2 separate regions of the Mus musculus genome follow, and region 2 is linked to region 1. Evidence: chromatin loops called from intact Hi-C (ENCODE). Cell type or tissue: left cerebral cortex. All regions are shown on one strand. Each heading gives the region's core, and the rest is flanking DNA. Links, peaks and the distances in the headings are about the cores only.

Evidence for each region. Hi-C counts contacts between places; a loop is a spot of excess contacts. Peaks named below come from ENCODE experiments on the same cell type or tissue, not always from the same donor. Only the 100,000 strongest peaks of a DNase experiment are listed, where the experiment ranks them.
Region 2: it touches region 1 in a loop (1.9-fold over the local background); 6 of 42 quality-filtered maps call a loop at or near these places.

Annotation. Positions count from the first base shown.
Region 1 is chr17:47,587,730-47,599,454 of GRCm38, reverse strand. It overlaps Ccnd3 (cyclin D3), which reads right to left and starts at 5,988. Exons shown (of 5, transcript NM_007632.2): 1 at 5,603-5,988; 2 at 4,506-4,721; 3 at 1,876-2,035; 4 at 1,316-1,452; 5 at 1-846. The coding sequence starts at 5,800. The coding sequence ends at 679. Bysl (bystin-like) reads left to right here. Exons shown (of 7, transcript NM_016859.3): 7 at 1-124. In left cerebral cortex, for the core only: no CTCF peak of the experiment used is centred there; DNase peaks (open chromatin) are centred at 5,335, 5,357, 5,382, 5,971 and 2 more places; H3K4me3 peaks cover 2,550 bases; H3K27ac peaks cover 1,119 bases.
Region 2 is chr17:47,540,377-47,552,101 of GRCm38, reverse strand. Gm41590 (a long non-coding RNA gene) reads left to right here and starts at 5,745. Exons shown (of 5, transcript XR_876848.3): 1 at 5,745-6,070; 2 at 6,638-6,725; 3 at 8,316-8,457; 4 at 9,064-9,535; 5 at 10,186-11,725. It also overlaps a transcript of Ccnd3 not described here. In left cerebral cortex, for the core only: no CTCF peak of the experiment used is centred there; a DNase peak (open chromatin) is centred at 6,112; H3K4me3 peaks cover 409 bases; H3K27ac peaks cover 192 bases.

The DNA of each region.
Region 1 (11,725 bases), core at 2,193-10,192:
CAGTAGCAGAGGGGAAGAAGGGAGGGAAAGAGCAACCGCCAGGGTTACCACCACTTGTGGGGTACAGGCCTCACTGTACCCTCTTACAGTTGTATTCAAAGCAATAAATTAAAATGACCACGGCACCCTTAAGACCCCACAATCACAGAAGCTAAGCAGCAAGCAAAGCAACAGTGTATGGGTTCTTGCTCTGGCCAAAGCCTAGGCTGTTCCCTCTAAGAGCAGCTGGAGTACGGATTACACAGAGGCCATCTAGGGCAGCTCCTCATAAGCTTCTATCGGGATGCCCGAAGGAGCCTGCAAGGGCCAACACCTTTGGAAGGTACTGGGGCGTTTTGGCAACTGAGAAGGTTGGAGCCCCGGACAGAAGAGGGACTCAAAAGAAATGCTGGTGTGTGGATTTTACCTGTTTGTATTTCTCTGACCATCATGGCCCAGGACAGCCAAGCTGGTTGAGTGGGAAGGAAGAGGAGCTGACTGGCCATGAAGACGCCCCTCATGACCATGCAACCCCTTAGTGCACACTGTGGGGATAGGCAGGACCTGGCCCCTTGGGCTTTGTGAGGGGGAAGGAGAGCCCCCCTCGGGCTTCAGATATAGCATGGATTGTTCTAGAGGCAGGGAGGGGGTGGCAGGGGCCCCTCCTCTGCTTGGTGGCCTGAGAGGGCCTGTCTCAAGCTACAGGTGAATGGCTGTGACATCTGTGGGAGTGCTGGTCTGACTGGGCCCCTGGCTGCTAGAGCCCCGGGGGGCTTTGGGCACTGGGCTGGGGGCTGTCTGAGCAGCTTCCCTGAGGCTCTCCCTGAGGGCAGCTTCGATCTGTTCCTGGCAGGCTCGCAGGCAGTCCTAGAAAAAAAAAAAAAAACAAGGTCATTCATCCTTGGGCCTCTCTCTCTCCCTCACAGCACTGACAGCAAGCAGGTGGAAAGGCCACCCCCTGTGCACTGGGAAGTCTGGGGAGGTTAGGCCACAGCCCAGCCCAGGAATCAGGTCTTTAGTTCTCAGAAACTGGCAAGAGGATGTGGCAAGGGTGTGAGAGCAACCCTCCATCTGACACCAAGTCCCCCACCCCTGTCCGAGACACAGCACTTGTCAAGAGATGTCAAGAGAAGGGTATCTACATGCCAAGTGTCCTTCACCCCACCCACTCCTCTCCAGACTGGAGCCAGAGATAAAAGGCCAGAGAAGCAGGCAAGGGCGTACAATCATAGTTGGGGGCCCGGGTGGATGGTGCCCTCTGCTGGAGATTCAGAGGAACAGCTTTTTTTTTTTTTTTTTTTAATTTTGTGAAGGGGGGCGAGGGGCTGAGACTTACCACTTCAGTGCCTGTGATCCCGGCCAGCAACTCTGTGAGCTCATCCGCAGACATAGAGCAGGCGCCTAGGCCTAGCACGGCTGCCCCAATGCTGCCTGTGGCGATCATGGATGGAGGATACATCGCAAAGGTGTAATCTGGGAAAAGAAAGGGAGCCATCTTACAACACACCAGGCTGCATCCTGGGAACCCCCAGTGGTGAATGGGGTGACACTGAGCCAAGGGGACAAGGTAGATCCTAGGGAGGAGGGGGTTTGGTTGGTGTGTGCTCACAGTGTTGGCAATCTGACTGAGGAATGCACCCTATCACTGACCCACCAGACCACAGCCCGACCTCCTCTGAGATATGAGCAAACAACAAACTTTCCATCTACCCAAGGTGTACCTGGCACCAGGAACAACAAAATATCCAAAACCCTGCTATGAAGACCTTAGGCAAGTAACTTTTATTCAGTATTCCCAGATCACTGTACACAGGTCTGAGTACTGAAACCATCTCCTGGCTGTTACTACGTATCCTTCCCAAAAAACCCCACAATTTCCCCCAGGTTGGCTCTTACCTGTAGCACAGAGGGCCAAAAAGGTCTGGGCATGCTTTTTGACCAAAGCCTGCCGGTCACTGGGCAGAGACAGGCGGTGCAGAATCAAGGCCAGGAAGTCGTGCGCAATCACGGCAGCCAGGTCCCACTTGAGCTTCCCCAGGACCAGCACCTCCCACTCCTGGGGGTTAGGGAAGGAACATGGAGTCAGCAGTCGGCCGAGGGGGCCGAGAATTTGACAGAAGGGTCACAGTTCTGCCTCTGGCTTCAGGGGCTGCTGCCGCGGGATGACGGGTTTGGGGCAGGGAAGAACTAGGGCCGTACACTTAAGCATCTATTGATGGTTACTAGGTGCTAGAACGACCTGAATTAATCCCTCTTAATCCTCCCATGAGTCTGAGGCGGGCGTGAGTTGAAACAGACCAACTCTAAATTCCACAGGCTTCGGAAATCTCTTCTTCCCCAACATCGCATCCAGGTCTCTTAAACAAAATGAGCATGAAGCCACTCCTAAGGTTCCTCAAAGAGGAGGTTGCCCAACCCAACCCACACCCCCCTTTGTGGGACATCACGGGTGGGTCCTGTCTCCAGACAAGGGCATCCAAGCCAAACAGGATGAATCCAGATGACCCCTGAGAAACCTGTCCAAGCCTACATAACCATTCAGAGGTCTTAGGAGGAGGCTAGGAGCCCCAACCTCAGTCTACTCATATGAAGTTCCTAGCCCTGGCCCGAGCTGCACTTCCGAGTTGCACACAGGAGGATTTCTTCATTGTTTTATCTCAGGAAGGAACTCATGGGTTTGACTCCTCACTGAGGTAGAAATGTCAGCCCCACCCAGTATCTTCCAGGACCCCCCCAGTGACAGCTGTCCCTCTTCTTTGTCCCATGACCTAGGTGTCAGCCCCAGGCTTCTTACAGAACCCCACAGAAACAGCCTGGACTAGAGCCAGAAGTAAGGCAAGGAAGCTTGAAGCTTGCACCCTGGGCTCTATCCTAATAACCAAATAGCATCCAGCCTCTAAAGGGGCACCCCAATGGCAACCAGGAGTGTGGGAGTCCTCACTAGGTGGGCACGCTCCCCTGTATCCAGATGACATGAAAAACCCCAGCCCTACCCCAAGATCAGAGGAGCTGGCAGCAGCAACCCATCCCTGCCTTCAAGGCGCTCTGGTCGGATTTTCCCCTCCTTTCTGGGGCCTCTGCTCTGCTGTGTGGATTTAGACTGCTGGAGTTCTTGGAGTCCCTCACAACTCTGACCGCAGGCCACTCTCAGCTCAGGGCCTCGAGCAGGAGAAGGAGGGCTTTGCCTATTCTGAAAAACTCCCCTCACACACAGCCATGTAGACCACCCTTAATCTCTTCACAAAGAGTAAGTCTCCTACCTCCCAGCCTCAATCCCTCAAAAACATCGTGCTCCCTGGCTCTGGAAACTAGATTCATCACAAAGAGCTGTGGGGCCTCCCGGATTCCCAACTCAGGCCTCCCATCCGTGAGAGCTGCTTGACAGGAAGAGGAATCCAGTTCCCCGACTCACAGCAGTCAGGGGCCCCAGTACCCTAGCTTCCCAGCCAGCCAATCACAGGAGTCTGCCTGCTGCCCTCCTCCCTAGGAGATGGGGCCCAGAGACTCCTCTCAGGGTCAGAGAAGGCTTGGCCAGCCACAGAACAAGGTGGAGGGAGGTGCCAGCTCACCCACCCTCTCCCCCAGACCCTGTGGGAGATGACGTTCAAGCTCCCTTCCAGATCCAAGCAGATCCACCTCCTCCCTAGACTCCTCCGGGGCAGGGCAGAACCCAACCGATTTTTTTTTTTTTTTTTTTTTTTTTTTGCCCCGCCTGGAGGAGCCCAGCCCAAGTTCCCAGCAAGAGGCCCCAAGGAGCCACTTCCCAAACCACAGGAGTGACAGCAGCTCCCCACAGGGTTATGAAAGCCCTTGGTCTGAGTGGGAGGGCCAGGGGACCGGCATCATTATCACATCGGAAGCAGCTGCAGCTCAGCTCCCTGTCTGTCTCGGCTCTGGCCTTTGGCTGAGCAGCAAAGGGAGAAACTCTTCCACGGGCCCAGAGCAGCTGCTCGAGTTTTTCAGAAGGAAGACAAGAAAGGGAGGGTTTAGAAAAGAGCGGTGTCTTCGGGGATAGGAGGGAAAGGGATGAAAACACCTCAGCGCTTCCTTCCAGCGAGCAGGGCCTGGCTTTAATCAGCTCCGGGAGGCTTTTCCATCACAAAGTCCACACGGGGATAAAGGCTCATGCAAGGCAGCCCCCTCCCCCACGTGAAGCACATTCCACTCCGGTGGGGGTGTGCAGACATGCCCTGCTGCTGCCAATAAATAACTCACGGTGGCTGTGTAAACCCAGAGGCAAAGTACTGGTGTATAGACCCGCAATTGGACTTGTTGCTATTGGGGGGGGGGGGGGCGAGTTAGGAGTGGAACCCCACTGCGGCCAGAGGAAAGGGATTCATTTAGTTTTAAGCTTGCAACCGAAGCACCACGACCACACTACAAGGCCTTTGTCCCAAAATACCAGCCAGGGGCGAAGGGAGGGTTGGTGGGTGAGGGAGTGAGCTTGGCTTTTCTTTTACTAGTACATAGGGCGATCGTATGTTTGGTGGAGGGGCGGGGGGGGGGGGGGAGGATTCCGCACGCACCCGCAACTGCCATGGAGCCACAGCCTGGTCCGTATAGATGCAAAGCTTCTCAATAGTCAGGGGCGTGGTTTCGCGCAGCTTGGAGGCCAGCAACAGGCAGACGGTACCTAGAAGCTGCAATTGCGCCTTTCGGGTGGGGACGCAGGACAGGTAGCGATCCAGGTAGTTCATAGCCAGAGGGAAGACATCCTCCTCGCAGCGCTGCTCCTCACACACCTGAGGGAGGGCGCACGAGTCATTGCTAGGGAAGGACCAAGTGAAACACGGCAGCGTGGAGAAGTGGGGGTGGGGGGTGGAGGGAGAGTGGAATGCGAAGCAAAAAATAAACCGAGAAGGGATAAACTTAGAGCGACAAGTATCAATAACCGAGGAGGATGTGCCCTCCCCAAGGTGACCCCCCCACTTCCTCTGCATGGTCTCTTCCCCACCCCGGAGTAGGGGGTGTAAAAGAGAAGCCCATGCTCACGAAGGATTCCAGACTCCCCTCCCCCACGGCGAGCGGAAGGGGGACGGAAGGGTCACCTAGAGAGAATTGGGACCTTACCCTCATTACCGCCACCCACTGCACACACACTCCCAGGGGGAAGGGAGGGAACTCCTGCCGCGGTCTCCCGCACTTTTCATTTCCCTGTGGACCGGAACCGAGCCTGCGCCACCCCCACCCACCAGTTTCCCCCGCCAGAACCCCGCGATAGACACAGGAACCAGTTCTGGGGCTAAGGCGGCCGAGGCCAGGGTTTTCCAAACGCGCCCTCCAGAGAGCACCGGGTGAAGAAGGAAGCAGGAGACACCGAGGAAAGCCACTGGGGAAAGAGTGGCCCTTAGCCCGCTTTCCCGACCCAAAGTGAAGTTTAGTTACAGTGCCAAGTGACTGGAAATCACAGAAGAAGCCGATCAGGATTGGGGAAAGGAAAGGGACAGAACGCAGGCAGCTGCTTAGGGCGCCTGTGTGAAAAGGCCAGGCCCCAGTAGTCTGGGCCGCCAAAGCATCTTGCAGATTGTGGTCGGGATCGCAAAGATCCGACAGGGAAAGTTCAATTTGTCCCAGAGCCGGGGGTGGGGGTGGGGTGAGGAGAGGGGACCCGTTCGGGCCTTACCTCCAGCATCCAGTATGCCAGCATCTTCCGCATGTGCGGCTTGATCTCCTTTTGCACGCACTGGAAGTAGGAGGCTCGCGGCACGTAGCGCTCCTCCAGGCGGAGTAAACTCTGCAGGACACGCTGGTCCCCAAGCAGCCGCGGGTCGGGCCCGGCCCGGGGCGCGTGCCGGGTGCCCTCGCAACACAGCAGCTCCATCCTGCGATGGCTCACGGGTGAGAGCAAGAGTGCGGGTTAGCGAGTCCTAGGAGAAGCGACGCGCGTGAGGGAGAGCGCGGGGTGCGGGCGGGTCTGGCGCTGGCGCTGGCACTGTGCGGAGAAGCCCCAGCCCGCCCGCCACCCGCGCGCACCGCTTCCCTGACAGGCGCCCCGCCCCTCGCGACGATGTAGCAACCGTGGAATGCTCCTACGTCACAACGTTCTAAGGGGCGGGGCCGCAGTCGGAAAGGGCTGGCGGGCGCTATACCCTCCCTCCCTCCCCGCAGCCCCATTGGTCCGCTGGGCTCCGGCCCGCACGCTTCCGGGCCCTCGGGTCCCTTCTGACCAAGAGGGTAGAGAGAACTTTCTGGAAGGGTGCCCTCTTCCCCATCAATGGGCCCCGTCGCGATTCTAGCCACCCAGGAAAGAACTAGGCGCCAAAAGTTATTCCTTCGTGTATACGTCATATTTCATTGCTCTAGGGAATGTGGTCATAACTTTGTACATAGTTGGGTCACTCCTACCCTAAAGTGGCTTCTAGGAATGGCCTCGAGTTGGGCTTTATTTTGCAGACCATGATACTGAGGCACAATAGTAGCTGCAAAGATCTCATTGTTGGTCCGTCGGGAAACTTGACTTAGAATCTCGTCTACTTTAACGAATTGCGCAGATCTGCAGCAGCATCTGGGAGCATGTAGTTTCTGTCCGATTCAATGGCTCAGAGGGTAAACTATCCTGGCATCAAGTCTGGCAACCTGAGTGTGATCCCTGGGACCCACATGATGGAAGAGAAGAGAGCAACTCCCATAAGCTGTCCTCTGACTTCTACACCAAGGCTGTATGTAGCATGTGCGCACACACCTTCATGCACATACACAACGAAAATAAAAAGCAAAAGAAGAAATGCAGTTTCTCAGGTCTGCTGAATGGGACACTGCGTTGCACCAACGGAGGTGTGAGCAGTGTTGGTCAAAATCAGCATATAAAAAGCCATTTGGTGCTGGCTGTGGTGGAGCAAGCCAGTAATCTCAGACCCAGGGAAGTGTTGGCTTAACACCAGGATCCACTATCCACTATACAGACAATTCAAGGCCTGCCTAGAGTCTCTCTCTCTCTCTCTCTCTCTCTCTCCACACACACACACACACACACACACACACACACACACACACACACGGTGGCAGGGGGTGGGCTGCAGATATATCTCAGGTGGTAGAGCTCTTGCTTAGCATGCTCAGAGCCCAGGGCTCAATCCCCAGCACTGCAGAACCCAGAAACGATCAGAAGATTAAGGTCACTGTCTGCTTCCTAATGAGTTCAGGAGCAGCCTGGGCTATATAAGATTTTATCACAAAACCAAGCAAACCAAATGATAATAGCCCATGGAGAATTCCAGGCCAGCCAGACCCATGTCAGATGACTCAAATAACAAGGAAGGAAGGAAGGAAGGAAGGAAGGAAGGAAGGAAGGAAGACAGGCATGACAGAGCACCCCTTTAATCCCAGCACTTTGAAGACAGAGGCAAGCAGATTTCTTTGAGTTCAAAGCCAGCCTAGTCTAAATAAGAGTTCTAGGTCAGGAGGAGCTAATATCATGAGACTATGTCTCAAAAACAAAAATCAAGGGAAAAAAGGATGTAATAAGGAAGGCAGGAAAGAGGAAAGGAGGGAAAGAAAGAAGAAAGCCCACCACTAAGACACTGCTCTCTCTGCTCAGCCCAAGTGAGCCCCAGGAAAGCACAGGACAATATATAAGCAGTGAGATCCATCTACACACTAGTCTACACACTGGACTATGCACTGGTCTACACACTAGTCTACACACTGGTCTACACACTAGTCTTGCGCTGAGCAAGGGGTCAGAATCCACATATGGGGATGGCTTTTCATACAGGAAGGAGGCATGATGGGATTGCTTCAGTCACAGAAGGTCACTGCCCCAGTGGTTTCTCTCCTCGTTGAAACAGTTTGTCTTATTTTATAGCTGACCTCGAATTCTCCAGCTTCGTGCCTCAGTTTCCCAAGTGCTGGGATTACAAATTCGTACCACCATGTTTATACATCAAGCTTTACACTTAACGAATGAGGGAGGGGACACTTTTTGAGACAAGGGTCTTACGGCACCCAGGCTAGCTTTGAATTTAGTATATAACTGAGGCTGGATCTGATCTTCCTGCTTTTACCTCCCAATTGCATGCCTTACCCACACTAACATTCTGTTAGTTTTATGACACGGGTTCTCACTATGTAGCTCTGACATTTATAGACCTGACTCTATGTAGCTCTGACTCTAGGTAGACCAGAATAGCCCCCAGCTTGCAACAATCCTACTGCCTCTTCCTCTCAAATATTGAGATTACAGGAATGCACCACCAAACTTCCTGTCCTGAAGGGCAGAGATAAAGTCCCGCGTAGCTGTGTATCCTCTGGACACAACAACTGGCTGTGAGTACCAACAACAGTAACAGGTCTTCATGTACACATACCATGTCCAAGAACTGAACATATCTGAGAGGTAATAAATCATTTTATCTTCACAACAGCCTTACAGAAAGTATATTATTTTTGCCCTGTGTAATAGGGGCTGGGTGCTAATACTCACCATGGATGGCTAAGTGACCACGGAGAGGTCACATAGCTCGGAGTTGGTAAAAGCAGGCTGCAGTCTGGTTTAGCTCCAGAGTTGATGCCCTTGCATGGGTGGACATCAGGAGAAATCGATGCTGGTCATATTAGGTAGGTACGCTCTACCATTGAGCTACCTTTCTAACCCCCATGGCTTCTTTTTGTTTTAATAAGCTTGAAGACCATTTTATTAGAGTTTGGGAAACAAACAAACAAACAGGGAAGAAAGCTTCCAGGAAGAGAGATGAACTGAGGAGGAGAGAAAGCCTTGCCTTTTGTGTTAGTATCAGGACCTCCTGTTGCCAACTGTTTGTGAATGTCAGCTTCAGAAGGACTGCACCAGGCCAAACAGTTCCACCTGAGGTTTATTAGGAGAGAGAGTGGCAAGGTGGTGGCGGAAAGAGGCGGGGGGAGAGAGACAGAGAGAGAGAGAGAGAGAGAGAGACTGTTGGTATCAGGACCTCCAAAACCCGTGACATCACATAGGCAGGACCCCAAACACCTGTTGCCAAGACAACAGCCACCATATTCCCAGAATCCACTTGGTTCAGCTCCTATCTTTACCTGTGATTACGTCATCATCCTTATATAAAGAAAGGCCCCCTAAACTCAATATCTCTCTCTCTCTCTCTCTCTCTCTCTCTCTCTCTCTCTCTCTCTCTCTCTCTCTCTCTCTCTCTCTCTCTCTCTCTCTCTCTCTCTCTCTCTCTGTCTCTCTCCCCCCGCCTCTTTCCGCCACCACCTTGCCACTCTCTCTCCTAATAAACCTCAGGTGGAACTGTTTGGCCTGGTGCAGTCCTTCTGAAGCTGACATTCACAATCATAACACCGATAAATGGAAATATGCACCGATGGGAATAGAAAAGGATGAGAGTGTCTTCAGAATAACAAACAGGGTGAAATCCCAGAGTGCCGGGGCAAACATGCTCAAGAATTTGGAAGACAGAATGAAGGAAACAAAAAATTAAGCACACTGAGTTAGAACTCAAAGGCGCAGGGGCGGTGCTGAGCCACAGAGATCTGAAAGCAGCAGTCAGTACCAACTCTTGACCACTTCATTCCATTGCCTCTTGTGCTGTCCCAAGGATGTATATTGATCTATTCCTCATTGACCTACTGAGAAAGGGCACCCAGAGAGAGAGACAGTTGAGTCCTAGAAGGTTTCTTGGATAACTGGTCAACAGCCCCACTGTCCTGGGCCTTCAGGGCCAAGGAGCTGGCCAGCTACATGAAGGGTGGTTGCTGAGGGAGCAGGAGGCCTCCCCGGGAGAACTCCAGAGAGGTCTGCTTATCCGGCTTCACCATCACTGCCCTTCGAAGAACAGAACAAAGCAACAAAAAAGGGGCTGAGAATGAGGCTCAGTTGGTAGTGTTAGGCTAAGATGCAAGAAGCTCTAAGTTCAATTCCCAGCACTGCATAAAAAACTGGGCAAAACTTGGAGGAGTCACACACACACTGGGAATCTCAACACTTAGAAGGTGGAAGCAAGGTGGGCAGCCATTCAGGGCCAGCCTGGGCTAGGTGAGACTGCCTCAAAAACAAAACAACAACAACAAAACAAACAACTACCAAAAAACAAACAAACAAGCAAGAGCGGTGGGAGAGAGAGAGAGAGAGAGAGAGAGAGAGAGAGAATAAGAAGAAGAAGAAGGAGGAGGAGGAGGAGGAGGAGGAGGAGGAGGAGGAGGAGGAGGAGGAGAGGGGAGTGGAGGAGGAGAGAGACAAAGAGACAGGGAAAGAAAGAGCCAGCCCAGCTCACACTCCCCATAACCAGGGGGAATAAATCAAAGTGCTTCAAGCCAGGTGCATCCAATTACAAAGTTACTCAATGAAATGGTAAATTAGAGGACAGCTGGAATGTAATTGTCACAAGCCCTAAGGAAAGGCCAGAGGATGAAGGACTCTGAGCGTCCTTCCTCCTACCACTCCCTCACCTCTTTATCATTGGAATCTCTCCAACTGAGACCCAGAAGGGGAACAGAGTGACAGGTGAGGGCCTTCACCTCACCCTTACTCTCAGACCCACTGTGTGTGTGTGTGTGTGTGTGTGTGTGTGTGTGTGTGTGTGTGAGGTGTGAGAGAGAGAGAGAGAGAGAGAGAGAGAGAGAGAGAGAGAGAGAGAGAGAGAAACCAGGTAGGGGATTAAGATGAGGAGATACCACCCCTAAATAGGAAGGTGGACACAACACCGGAATGAGGCCACTCTGGAGTGAGTTTGAAACCTACTGGTTCTCTCGTGTCTGTTTTTCTTTTCATCCAGTTGGGTAATAACAAAGTCCGTACCCTACCGGGATGTTTTGATGACCAAAGGGCCTAAAGTATCTTGCACGGTATCCGGGGCAAAGGGAACATGCAAATGTGGTAGTTTCTAAACCAATTGTGGTAGCCCACACCTGTAATCGTAACATTCATCCTCCTGAGGCAGGAGGATTGCTGCAGGTTCAAGGACAGCCTGGACTACTGAATAGTGAGATTCGGCCTCAAAAAAAAAAAAAAAAAAAAGCAAAAGCAAAAAGGTTACTTATATACTAACAATTACCCTCTCCACTCTCTCACACACTCTTCTCTGAGCTGGAGGTAGCTCACTGGGAAAGCACTTATTCGGAATTCATTTAGTCCCTAGGTTCAATCCCCAGAGCCACAGTGTGTGTGTGGAGGGGCAGGGGAGGCAGGGATGCAGGGGGGTGGGTGCCCAGGTAGTTGAGTTGTGATTATGGATGTTTGTTTTGTTTTCTTGAGACAGGGTTTCTCTGTGTAGTCCGTGGCTTTCCTGGAACTCACTCTGTAGACCAGGCTGGCCTCGAACTCAAAAATCTGCCTGCCTCTGCCTCCCAAGTGCTGGGATTAAAGGCATGCGCCACCACTGTCCAACTGATTATGGCTTGGCTTTGTAAAAGCCAAATTTGTCCTCGTGTATGGGTATTTACAACTATCAACATAATAATAGTGGCTGAGGCTGAACCCTGGGCTTCTTGTATGCCAAGAACACATACCCTTTATGGCCCATTTTTATAACTTTTAATAACATTTACCTCAATTGAGAAATTAAAGGCTAGAAAGAGTGTTCTGCGATTAAAAGCAGTTGCTGCTATCTGCAGAGGCCCCAGGTTCACTTCCCAGCACCTGTGCAGCTATTTGTAACTTTATTTCTAGGGGCTCTGAGGCTCATTCTGGCCTCCGCAGGCACCAGGCATGCGTGTACACATAAATACATGCAGGCAAAATACCCCAGCGCATAAAATAAAAATGGATTTTTTTTAAATTGAGAAATAAACACAATTGTATAAGCTGGGCCTGGTA
Region 2 (11,725 bases), core at 1,446-9,445, 47 kb after region 1:
ACACTCCAAGTTCTTACTGTCTATGTGATATCTTGTCCTCACTACCTCCAGTACCCAATTATATCTAGATACTTTTTAAACCTTTTTTTCTTAATTATTATTACATTTAGTGGTGGTGGTGGTGGTGGTGGTGGTGGTGGTGGTGGTGGTGGTGGGAGAGTGAGTCTGCGCATGTGCGTGCCCCGTGTGTGGCTAGAGAACGGCTTGTGGACCTCAGTCCTCTCCTACCACTATATGGGTCCCAGGGGTTAAACTCAGTTCACCAGACTTGGCAGCAAGCACTTTTACTTGTTCAGACATCTGCCTGATCCTATTTACTTATTTGTTTGTTTGGTTTAGAGGCAGCGCCTCGCTGTGCAGCTTTCGCTGGCCTGGGGCGCACATTCTGTTTATTTTTCTACACAGTCTTGCACAGCTCCGACTCTCTTCAAATTCAGAGTGTAGCAGAAGCTTGTCTGCACCTCCTGATTTCCTACCCCAAACTCCTAGTGCTGGGAATATAAGTATCCTCCACCACATCTAGATTATTTATTATATTATTATTAATATAGATATTATTGCTAGGGCTACACGCTTGCCGGTGTCCCCACTGGTCTGTCTCTTTCCTTTGCCTGGCTGTCCGGTACCCACCTCTTCCCCCTGATGCTCCAGAAAAGACCCAAGTCAAAAAACAACTCTTATGCAGCTGCCAACCTTTGTACTGTCCCAAGGAACCAGCCAGATTAACCAGAGACACCATAAAAAGAAAGAAACAAGGAATCTGGCCCTGGGCCAGAGACTGGGGACACTAACGATGGGTTGGGAGTGTGGGAGTGGGTGGCAGCGTGAAGATCAGGTGGAAGGGAGTCACGTGATAGCCCGGGCTCAGACAGACAGCTTGGGAACAGAACCAGGGAAAGGGATAGGGACTGAGGAGTAGGTTTTTTTGAAACCCAATCTCAAAAAAAAAAAAAAAAAACAATGCCTCCCAGACAGCATTTCTCTGTGTAGACCAATCTGGCCTCGAACTCACATCGCTCTGCCTGCCTCTGCCTCCGAAGGGTTAAAGGTGTGTGCCATCATGCCTGGTCCTTACATTTTCTTTTCAGTCTTGTTACACAGGCCAAGATGGCCAACTACACAGCCTTAGCTGGTCTGGAATTCACCATTCTTGTACTTCAGCTTCCAGAGTCCTGGGATCACAGACTTGATCTCTGGATGGGCTTTATCACACTAATGCACTTAACCTAAAACTCCACAAGGAATCTGGAAACAGATGAGAGAGAGCTACCCCATCCCACGCTAACAAGAGTCCAGGCTGGAAGGAAAACCCATCACAATTCAGGCCACTCCCTGCTGTGGCTCTTAGGTTTTAAGAGTGATCAGATAAGATGATCTCTTCCAATTCTTACTCCTCCGGCCTCCCCTACGCCTCTGGTCAATTGTCAACTCTTCTTCCAGGTCACACAGTGGGTAGTCTACAGCACTAAAGGAATTTTTCCTTGTCTTTAACTGAAAACAATTCATCTATCCGACTCCCCCTCCTCCTTCTCTTCCTCCTCCTTTTCTTTTTTTTTTTTTAAGTAAACCCTCCTATTCAGGTGTCTGTCCATTAAGTCTGATGACCTGAGTTCAATTTCCAGGACCCACTCAGTAGAAGACTTCTGAAAGCAGTCCTCTGACCTCCACAAGCATGTATGCATGCATGCATGCATGCAGACATACATACATACATACATACATCTATCTTTTTATTGAAAGGGGCTGGAAGGTAGCTTAGCAGGTAAAGCAAGTTCTCAAATCCTGAATTGCTAATAGCACAGCAGTCATTATCAGCTCTGGATCCTGTGAGACCCACCCAAATCTTGAGTTTCATTTAGCTTCAAAATATTAAAGTAACTTCTACATAACTCCCAGAGCTGGAAAATTCATGGGTGTTTGTGTGTGTGTGTGTGTGTATTTGTGTAAAACACTGGGTCTAGATGCCAAAATAGATTTTCCCCTCTCAGCTGGCAGTTTGTTTGTTAGTTATGGGGCCGCATGTAGACCAGATTAGCCTTGAATTTATTATGTTGCTGAGGAGAACCTTGAATAACTGATCATTTCCCCAAAATGCCAGGATTACTGGTGTGGGCCATTATGCCTGGCTCTGGGCTAGAAATTACTAAAGTGGAAAAGACAAGATGGTAGAAAAATTCAAGGGTCTCATGGACCAAAGGCTGACCCCACTGGACCTTTGATGTCCCATACTGCATGTCCCAAGCCCTGATAGCAAAAGAAGGCAAATTCTGGGCTGGATGATGGCAACAGTGTCCCCAAGGCAGCCATGGTAGAGGCTAGCTAGAGGCTCCCTGGTTCTGGTTCCTTACCGAGGATGCCCAGGGAAACTACACTTCCCAGTTTCCCTTGCAGTTCATGGGCTTTGGGTGAGGGTGGGGTCTGACCACAGACCTCAGTTTGAATCCTGAGAGCCTGCATAGAAGTCAAGCATGGACTGTGCATCTATTAGACCCACACTCTTACGGGAGAGGAAAGCAGAGCAGATGGTCCTCAGAAGCACAGGTCTGGTTAAGTCCAGAGACCCTGCTTCAAACAAGGAAGGTGGTGAGAAGTGATACCCATGATACTCAAGGTTGTCCTGCTGTCTGCTTGACCTCCACAGGCCGGCTATGGCCTATACACCTATACACCCACTCTTACACGTTACACGTGAACACATGCCTGTACTCCTCTCTCTCTCTCTCTCTCTCTTTCTCTCTCTCTCTCTCTCCCTCTCTCTCTCTCTCTCTCTTTCTCTCTCTCTCTCTCTCCCTCTCTCTCTCTCTCTCTCTCTCTCTCTCTCTCTCTCTCTCTCACACACACACACACACACACACACACACACACACACACACACACAGAGCTCACGAACCTACAGCTTTGAGGATGGAGCTCAGGCAGTCAGCATCTGCGTGCAGGAAATCTTAAGTTAAATGCACAGAACAATACAATCTAGGTATGAGAGCCTATACTATGATGTCAACACTCCGGAAACAAAGGGAGGAGGAAATCCCAGGTTGTCCTTGTCTACGGGAAGTTTGAGGCCAACCTGGGCTACAAAAGACTCCATCTTAAACAAACTATTGCCACATGGTGAGACTTGAGTATGTCTTCCTTTTTCAGTTCTCATGTAACCTGTATTCTAGAAGCTAAGGCAGTGGGACTGTCTGAGCTCAGGAGTTTAAGGCCAGTTTACACAATATAGTGAGACCCTATCTCAAAAGTTAGCAGTGCCAGTGCTCACCTTTAATCCCAGCTCTTGGGAGGCAGAGGCAGGCAGATTTCTGAGTTTCAGGCCAGCCTGGTCTACAGAGTGAGTTCCAGGACAGCCAGGGCTACACAGAAAAACCCCTATTTCAAAAAGAAAGGAAGGAAGGAAGGAAGGAAGGAAGGAAGGAAGGAAGGAAGGAAGGAAGGAAGGAAAGAAGGAAAGAAGGAAAGAAGGAAAGAAAGGGAGGGAGGAAGGAAGGAAAAGAAAAGAAACAAAAACCCCACCAAAACAAAAACAGAAAGAAAAAAAAGTAAAGAACCAGATACAATCAAACTGCTGACACTCCAAATTTAAGTCCCTGCCTAAAAAGAAACCTTATACCCATAAAAGGTTCCAACATGGGGCCAGTGAGCTCCCTAAGCAGGTGAAGCTGCCACGCCTGATAACCTGTGCTCCACGCTCAAGAGCTATATGGTAGGAAGAGAGAGCTGATCTGACTCCCCTAAACTGCCCTCTGACTTTTATGTGTGTACTTGCACACATACACATATGTACAAAATACATAGAAAAATGTAAGAGGAAGAAAGACTTGCACAAGGATGCTCATACATCTTTAAGAGCCCCAAACTGAAGCAATGCAAATGTCTGTCAATACCAGGATGGAAAGACAAACAGCACACATATAGCCATACATGGACATATACATTTCATATACATGGACATATACACATACATGAACATATACACATATACTCCATATACATGAACTGCCCAGCTAGAAAAGGAAATAAAAAGATCTCAGCCGGGCAGTGGTGGCACACACCTTTAATCCCAGCACTTGGGAGGCTGAGGCAGGCAGATTTCTGAGTTCGAGGCCAGCCTGGTCTACAGAGTGAGCTCCAGGACAGCCAGGGATGCACAGAGAAACCCTGTCTTAAAAAACCCTAGATAGATAGATAGATAGATAGATAGATAGATAGATAGATAGATAGATAGATAGATAGATAGATAGATCCAAAACTAGGGCTGGAGAGATGGTTCAGCAGTTGAGCACTGGCTGCTCTTCCCGAGGACTGGGTTAAATTTCCAGCCACCATATGGCAGCTCACAACTGTCTGTGACTCCAGTTCCAGGGGATCTGACATCCTCACATGAATGCACAGAAAATAAGATTAAATAAGTTACTGCTGCAGATATAGGTCAGTGGTAAAGGACCTAACCTATAATACCTATAAATCCTGGCTAGTTTACAAACGGAGGCAAAGGGACCCAGTTCCCAATTTCAAATCCTCCTGTGTTACAAAGTGGGTTCAAGGCCAGCCTGGGCAACTTAGGGAGATTTGGTCTAAAGCAAACAAGATGAAGATATAAGGCTGATGATGTAGCCACTCAGAGAGCTTGCCTGCCATGCAAGGCCCTGGGGTTCATCCCAGCGCCTCACAAGTAAACCAGCAATGGACTGAGGGGTGGGTAAGCACCGGCCTCCAGGTCTGCTGACCTGAGCACAAGCCCCAAACCCCACACGGAGAAAAGAGGAAGCCGACTCCCACAGGTCATCCCCTGACCCATGCACGTGCACACACACACACACACACACACACGCACATAAATAAATGACTGCAAAGCCCCGAAGTACCAACAACCTACGGAGCCGGGGCCATAGCTTAGTGCTAGAGGGCGTGGCGAGGATGCGCCAGACCCTGGGTTCAGCTCCCTACAGTACCACACCAGGAAATAAACACCTTAACTACATAGCAGACAGGCTGGCCTCCATCTCAACAGAGATCCTTCTACCTCTGCCTGGATTAAAGGCCTAGCCATCACTCCTGGTCCAATTTGGTTTTTGTTTTATTGTTTTTGTTTGTGTGTGTGTGTGTTTGAGACAGGGTTTCTCTGTGTAGTCCTGGCTGTCCTGGAACTCACTCTGTAGACCAGGCTGGCCTCGAACTCAGAAATCCACCTGCCTCTGCCTCCCGAGTGCTGGGATTAAAGGCGTGCGCCACCACGCCCGGCTTGTTTTTGTTTTGAATGAGCCAAGATCTTGATTTGGTACCCAGCCTTACCTCGAAGACTGAGATTTAAAAGATCCTCCAACTTTAGCTTCCCAAAGTCACTGGGATTCTGTCACTTGCGATCTGTCACTTACTCACAATGCAGTTTCATTCATTCATTCCTTCACTCTGTGCTCGATTCGATTTATCTGATTTATCAACTTTGGGTGGTTGTTGTTTTCTTTTCCCCAGTTCCGGGGTCTAAAGCTAGAGCCCGACACATGATAAACAAGCATTCTATTAACTGAGCTATATCCTCAGTCCTAACCCTTCATTTGCTTTAGCGTCTCCCTAAGTTGGTCAGTCTGGCAGTCTTTGATCCCACTCGGGCAGGATTTGAAACTGGGCCCCTCCTGCCTCAGTCTGCCCAGTAGTTGGGGTTATAGGCCTTGTACCCACAGGCTGCTGGTGTGTGTAAAAGAAAGAAAAAGAAAAAAAAAAAAAAACCCTGGGAAGGAGAAATAGACTGGGATTCCAGTTTGACAGATAGGCTGCTGGGTGGCCCTGACTGCGGTCAGTCAGGCAGGTCAATTACGGTGAGGACCAGGGTTTCGTCAAGGACTGAGAAGACTCTTAGAAAGACTGGCGGCCGTGACCTTTAGGAAGGCAGGTTTTTATGGACTGGAGAGAGGCTGAAGCAGAATGCAGGGAGCTCAGTTGTGAATAAGGAAGTAGTCCCAGATTGGAAAGCACCCAAGTGGCTAACAATCAGACCCCGACTGAACAGCTACAGCACCATCGCCAGAAGAAGCGACTCTGTGTCCACACACAGACGGGCTTCCCAAATTAGGTGACGTAAAGCATTGGAAGACACAAAATGGCATTTACAGCGATTACAATGATGAAAGGGCCTGCGTGTGCTGCGAGCCCCGGAGAAGCCGGAGAAGATGGAGCCCTGCTTGCGGAGGCTGAGTTAAAGTCTCCGGATCTTCTTTTTTTGGAAGGGTGTCCACTGGCAAACAAAACCACGCAGTGTTTCTTTAAAATAAAAGTAGCCGGCGAGGAAACGGAGCCAGCGAGTGGAGGCCACTCAAAAGACAGTGACAGTTAGGAATGAAATCGGGAACAGCTGGATGAGTCTGAGGGCGGGGGGGGGGGGGGGGGGCAGTAATGGGGTGATGGGGTGGGGGAGGGGTGGGGGGCAGAAGGTAATCCTGTGTTCTTTAACACTCACTAGCCACAGTGTTAGGTATCTTGGGGTTATCTGTCAAGTCCTTATAAGCCAAAAATGACCTTGAACATTTGATCCTCCTGCCTCCATCTCCCGGGATTACAGGTGTGCAGTACCATCTTTTTTGGTAGATCTGTTAATTTTTTTAAAATCTCGTTTATTCATTTCCTGTGCGTATGTTTGTAGGCGTGAGTACCACCGGCAGAGGACAACCTATAGTAGCTGTTTTCCTCCGCTCCCCACACGGGCCCTGGGAACTGAATTCATTTGTCAGGTTTGTCGGCCATCTTTCGGGTGCCATCTTTTTTTTTTTTTTTAACTGATTGAATGCATTTGCTGACAACTTCATACATGCACAGAATGCGTTGTTTACGCTCCACGGTCACCTTCTCCCATCTCTCCACCAGGCTCATTTCTCATATTCATGCTATTCTGATTTGTTTTGTGACCCTCAGTTTTTTATCGGGTGCTGTGTGTGGCTACAGGTTTGAAATTCTACATGAGAGCCTGCCGGGCTCTATCCCACTGAAAGCAATGGCCGCTCGCTCCCCTAGAATCCCTCCGTTGTCAACAGTCTAGCAGGGAAAGATGGGGACCCCAGGGCTCCATTGTTTTTTTATTATTTTAAGTTATGTGGATTTTGAGTTGGTGTGTGCATATGTGCATGCAAGCAAAGGCTTCCTCAGAGGCCAGGAGGCCGGAGGTACTGAGTCTCCTGGACTGGCACAGGCAGCCAAGAGACACCTGACATGGTCCTCTATAAAAGCAGTAAGTATTCTTAGCCAGCCATCCCTCTGGGACCTTCATCTCTTTAAAATAAATAATAATAATAATAATAATAATAATAATAATAATAATAATAATGATATACCTAATACAAATCCAAACTGTCCAGAGGAGAACAGGTATATAAACTATAAAATACCATGACCCCTTCCTGCTGCCCACGATTGCCAGGGCTTGCTTCACTTTCTGGGACTGTGCCTCATTGTTACATAGTCCAATGTTATTATTTATTTCCATTTATTTAGGTTTTTTCAAGACAGGGTTTCTCTGTGTAGCCCTGGCTGTCCTGGAACTCCCTCTGTAGACCAGGCTGGCCTCGAACTCAGAAATCCGCCTGCCTCTGCCTCCCGAGTGCTAGGATTAAAGGCATGCGCCAGCCACCACACCCGGCAATGTTTTTATTTTTATATTCTTACTTTTTAAAACAAGGAGACAGGTCTTACACTGTAGTTTAGCCTGGCCTAGAACTATGTAGCCCAAGCTGGCCTTGAACTTGAAGCTATCATCCTGACTCAGCTTCCCCAGTGTTGAAATTATAGGGCATAAGTCACCATACTTGGCCACTGGTTTTGTTTTGTTTTTGTTTTGTTTTTTTTTTTTATAATTATTTTTAAGCCAGGCAGTGGTGACGTACCTTTAACCCCAACACTCAGGAGGCAGAGGCAGACAGACCTCTGAGTTTGAGGCCAGCCTGGTCTACAGAGGGAGTTCCAGGACAGCTAGGGTTGTCACACAAATACAGCCTGTCTCAAAAAGTCAAAAATCAATCAGTCAGTCAGTCAGTCAGTCAGTCAGTCAGTCAGTCAGAGATGGAGACACGGTCACCGCTGCATTCCAGAGGATGCAGATTTGATTCCCAGCAACCACACCACATGGCAGCTCACAACCATCTGTAATTCCAGTCTCAGGTAAACAGATGCTCTCGCTGGTCTTCACGTGTTCATAGGCACATACATGCTGCACAAACATGCAGGCAAAAATAAATTAAATTAAAAAATAAATAAAATTAAGCAAGCCCAAAGGAAACCTCAACAAGAGAACAAAAAACAAATGCACACATTCCCCTGGTTTTCTCAAGGTGCTGGGAAGGAAATCCAGGCTGAGCTGGCTAAGTAACACCCTGCCACAGAGCTACATTCCCAAGCCCAGAATCTCCCAGCAGAGCCCTGGGTGGTGGTCCTGAAGGGCTCCTGCCAGCCAAGCCTTTTGTCTTTGTGTATGTGAGTATTCCTGTAAGCATTATTTCTCACTTTATATTTGTGTTTGTTTGTCTTTGTGACTTTTTTTTAAAACATTAGCAGGAACATTTGCTGCCCCGAGTTGAGCAATGTCTCTCTAACACGTGACTGTGGGTCCCTTTTCAGTGCTGCAGTGGGGTTAGCTCTGTGCTTCTGACTCATTGCCAGGTATCCCACGGCACAGGAAGTGAAGGGCAAACCCCAGAGAAGACAGGGGCATCTCTTTTCCCAGGGCTGGGGGATTCGATGAGAGTAAAGTGGACAGGCAGCATTTTGTTGAGAAGGACAGGCCAGGTGGGCAAAAACAGACAAGGAGGGCCTCCTCTCTGCTCTCTCTCTCTCACTCTGTGTGTGTGTGTGTATGTGTGTTTGAATGCCACAGCATGGCTGTCAAAGCAACATGTGGAAATCCCTTCTCTGCTCACATCCCGTGGGTCCTGATGATCAAACTCAGGCAGTAAGGCTTTGCAGCTAGTGTCTTTACTGCCATCTCGCATACCCAGGCTAGATGGGAATTGACTATGTAGCTGAGGGTAGCCTTGAACTCTCGATCTTCCTGTACCAATGCAGCCTCTATCTTCTCTTAAGCCAATTTCCCCATCTGAGTTCCTGCTGCAGCCCCTCCTCCTCGAGTGGTCTGTTCTCATCCCTTAAGAGTAGCCTAGGATGGAGGTTGAATGCGGTTCCTATACCAGCCTGCGTAGCATTATCCATCAGCCAGGGAACAACCTGGAAATGCGACTCATGGGGCCCGCTTCAGTCCCTCAGTGTCACACTCTCAGTTGAGTTCCGAGGCCCTCTAGCCCATGAAGGTACAAGCTCAACTTTGAGAATCATTATTCTAGCATATGCTTCCGGGTCTGATTCCTTCACCATCCACTCATGTGTCCATTCTCTTAGGTGACCAGGAGGAAGCCTGGGAGAGATGGTTATTCAACTGCATAACTGGCCTTCAGTGCCTGGAGGGAAAATCAGAGACCTATGCCATCCCTCCCTAGGACATTCCCATCTCTCCATCCACTCGGAATAAACGGGAGTATGGCAGGGGAACACTGTCCTTGTGAGTCCTTCCTCAGGTTCAGCTGTAGCAGAGCAGATGACAGAGAAGGGTGGGGAGCTTTTGAATGGAGGGTGGGGGAGGGAGGAAATGGGATGTGGCTTTGGTGTGGCTGGGTTGGGGGAGGGATTTGGATGGGGCGTGGAGGGGGGCGGCGGGGGGGGGGGGAGATTGTCCTCATTTCACCCAGCTGGTTGGCCGGCACCTGTTCTGCTAAAGCCTGAGGAAAGACACCGAACCCCACAGCAAATGAAACACACAGCCCCTCCCCACCCACAGGGGCCTCTTCCCAAGCATGGCCCAACTGACAGGAAAACAGTGAATGAGTTCAGGTGGCTGAATGAGGGCAAGCAGAGACAGCTGGGCTCCTCTGGGGGTGTGGTGCAACTGTCTTCAGTCACCCCAGGGCAAAGTTGCCTGTGGTTGTGTGGGTGGGACTTTCAAGCACTGAACCAGACATGGCTGTCATCTGTACCAAGGAATTCCTGGTTGGTGAGCCTTAGATTGTTCCACAGCAATCTCCAAAAACAATGCCTGGTCCTCCCCTTTCTTTTCTAATAGATTTTGCTTCCTAGATTTAATTTAGAGCAGTGCTTGGTTCTCTGTGAAAGTGGAGGAGAGATCTTGTATTTCTTCTTGGCTTGTCTCCATAGGAACAGGCAGCACAGCAGAGGTCTGGGAGATGGCTCCGAGGGTAAGGGACCAAGCAAGGTCACCTGCGCTCACTCCCTGGAACCCACACAGTGGACAAGAGAGAAAGACTCTATGGCCTCCACGTGCGTGCGTGCGTGCTGTGGTGTGCACGTGCCCCTCCCCCAAATAAAGAAAACTTAACGAAAAAAAATTAAAAGTAAAAAAACAGCACTGCAGTAGCTCCAGGAGTCAACTGGTCAATCAGTGTATCACATTTGACTATCCGATGATGGTTTTATTTTACATGTATGCACGTGTTTGCATGTATGTGGGTGCACATGTACAAACACATGTGCCAAGGCCAAAGGACAACTTTGGGTGTCCTTTCTCAGGAGCCATCGACCTTATTTTCTGAGACAGGGCCTCTCACTGGAATCTGACTGGCCAGCAGCCTCCCAAGGATGCTCCCCAACCTCAGAAGGATGCGCCTGTCTCTGCCTCCCAGCCCCGGGGGTTACACTGGTGGACCACTGGGCTCTTTTCACCTGGGTGCTGATGTTGGAATGCTGGTCTTCATTGTGAGTGGCAGACACTTTACTGACTGAGCCACTGTGTATTTGTTGGCGTGTCCCTTAGAAGGTGCTGACACACTGGGGCAGTATGGATGCCTCCTCTGGGGAAGGCAAGGATGGTTTGTGTACCTCTAAGACTGTTGAACTAACCCGGAAAAGGAAGAAGGCAGTGACCACCTAGTATCTGCCTACCAGCCCAATTCTGATTCTGAATGGGAATCACCAAGGCCTCCTGCAGAGGCAGACAGCAGAAGACGTGTTGTTGTTGTCCTTGGTGTAAAACGAGCTGTTGGCAGACACAGGGTGCTCACAGCTTCAGAAACCTTAGACGGGAGAGCAGTGAATATTCTCGCTGCTCATGGGCACTGAGATGTCTTATACCAGTAACTCAACCAGGAGTCACCTGACAACGGAGGGGCACGCTGGTCCTTCCCCAACAGAGATAAAAAGATGCTGCTAGAGGAATTACTGCTCTTGTTTATTTGTTTGAGTGGATGGATAGATGGTTGGTTCGGTTCAGGTTTGAGTTTTTGTTGTTTGTTTGTTTGTTTGTTTGTTTGTTTGTTTGTTTTGAATTTGAGAAAGGTTCTCTGTATTTAGCCCAGGCTGGCCTGAATCCCTCGAGAACCTTTTGCCTCTGCTTCCCACGTGCTAAGAGTCCAGGTGTGCAGCACCGTGTTCAGCTTCGTGAAGATGTTTAGAACTCGCTCCAGTATCTGTGTGTGTGTGTGTATATGTGTGTGTGTGTGTGTGTGTGTGTGTGTGTGTGTGTGTGTATGTGTGTGTATATATATATATATGTATATGTGTGTGTGTGTGTGTGCGTGTATATATATATAGTCACAGCTAAAAATGAAGGGGAGCATTATTACCCTTGTTGAGAAGAGAGCAGCCTGAGGAACATGGGAGAGGACCCCCAACACACACACCCCAAGAGTAGTCATTCCCCTAAAGAGATAGCATGGCTGAGCAGAGGGTCTACATACAA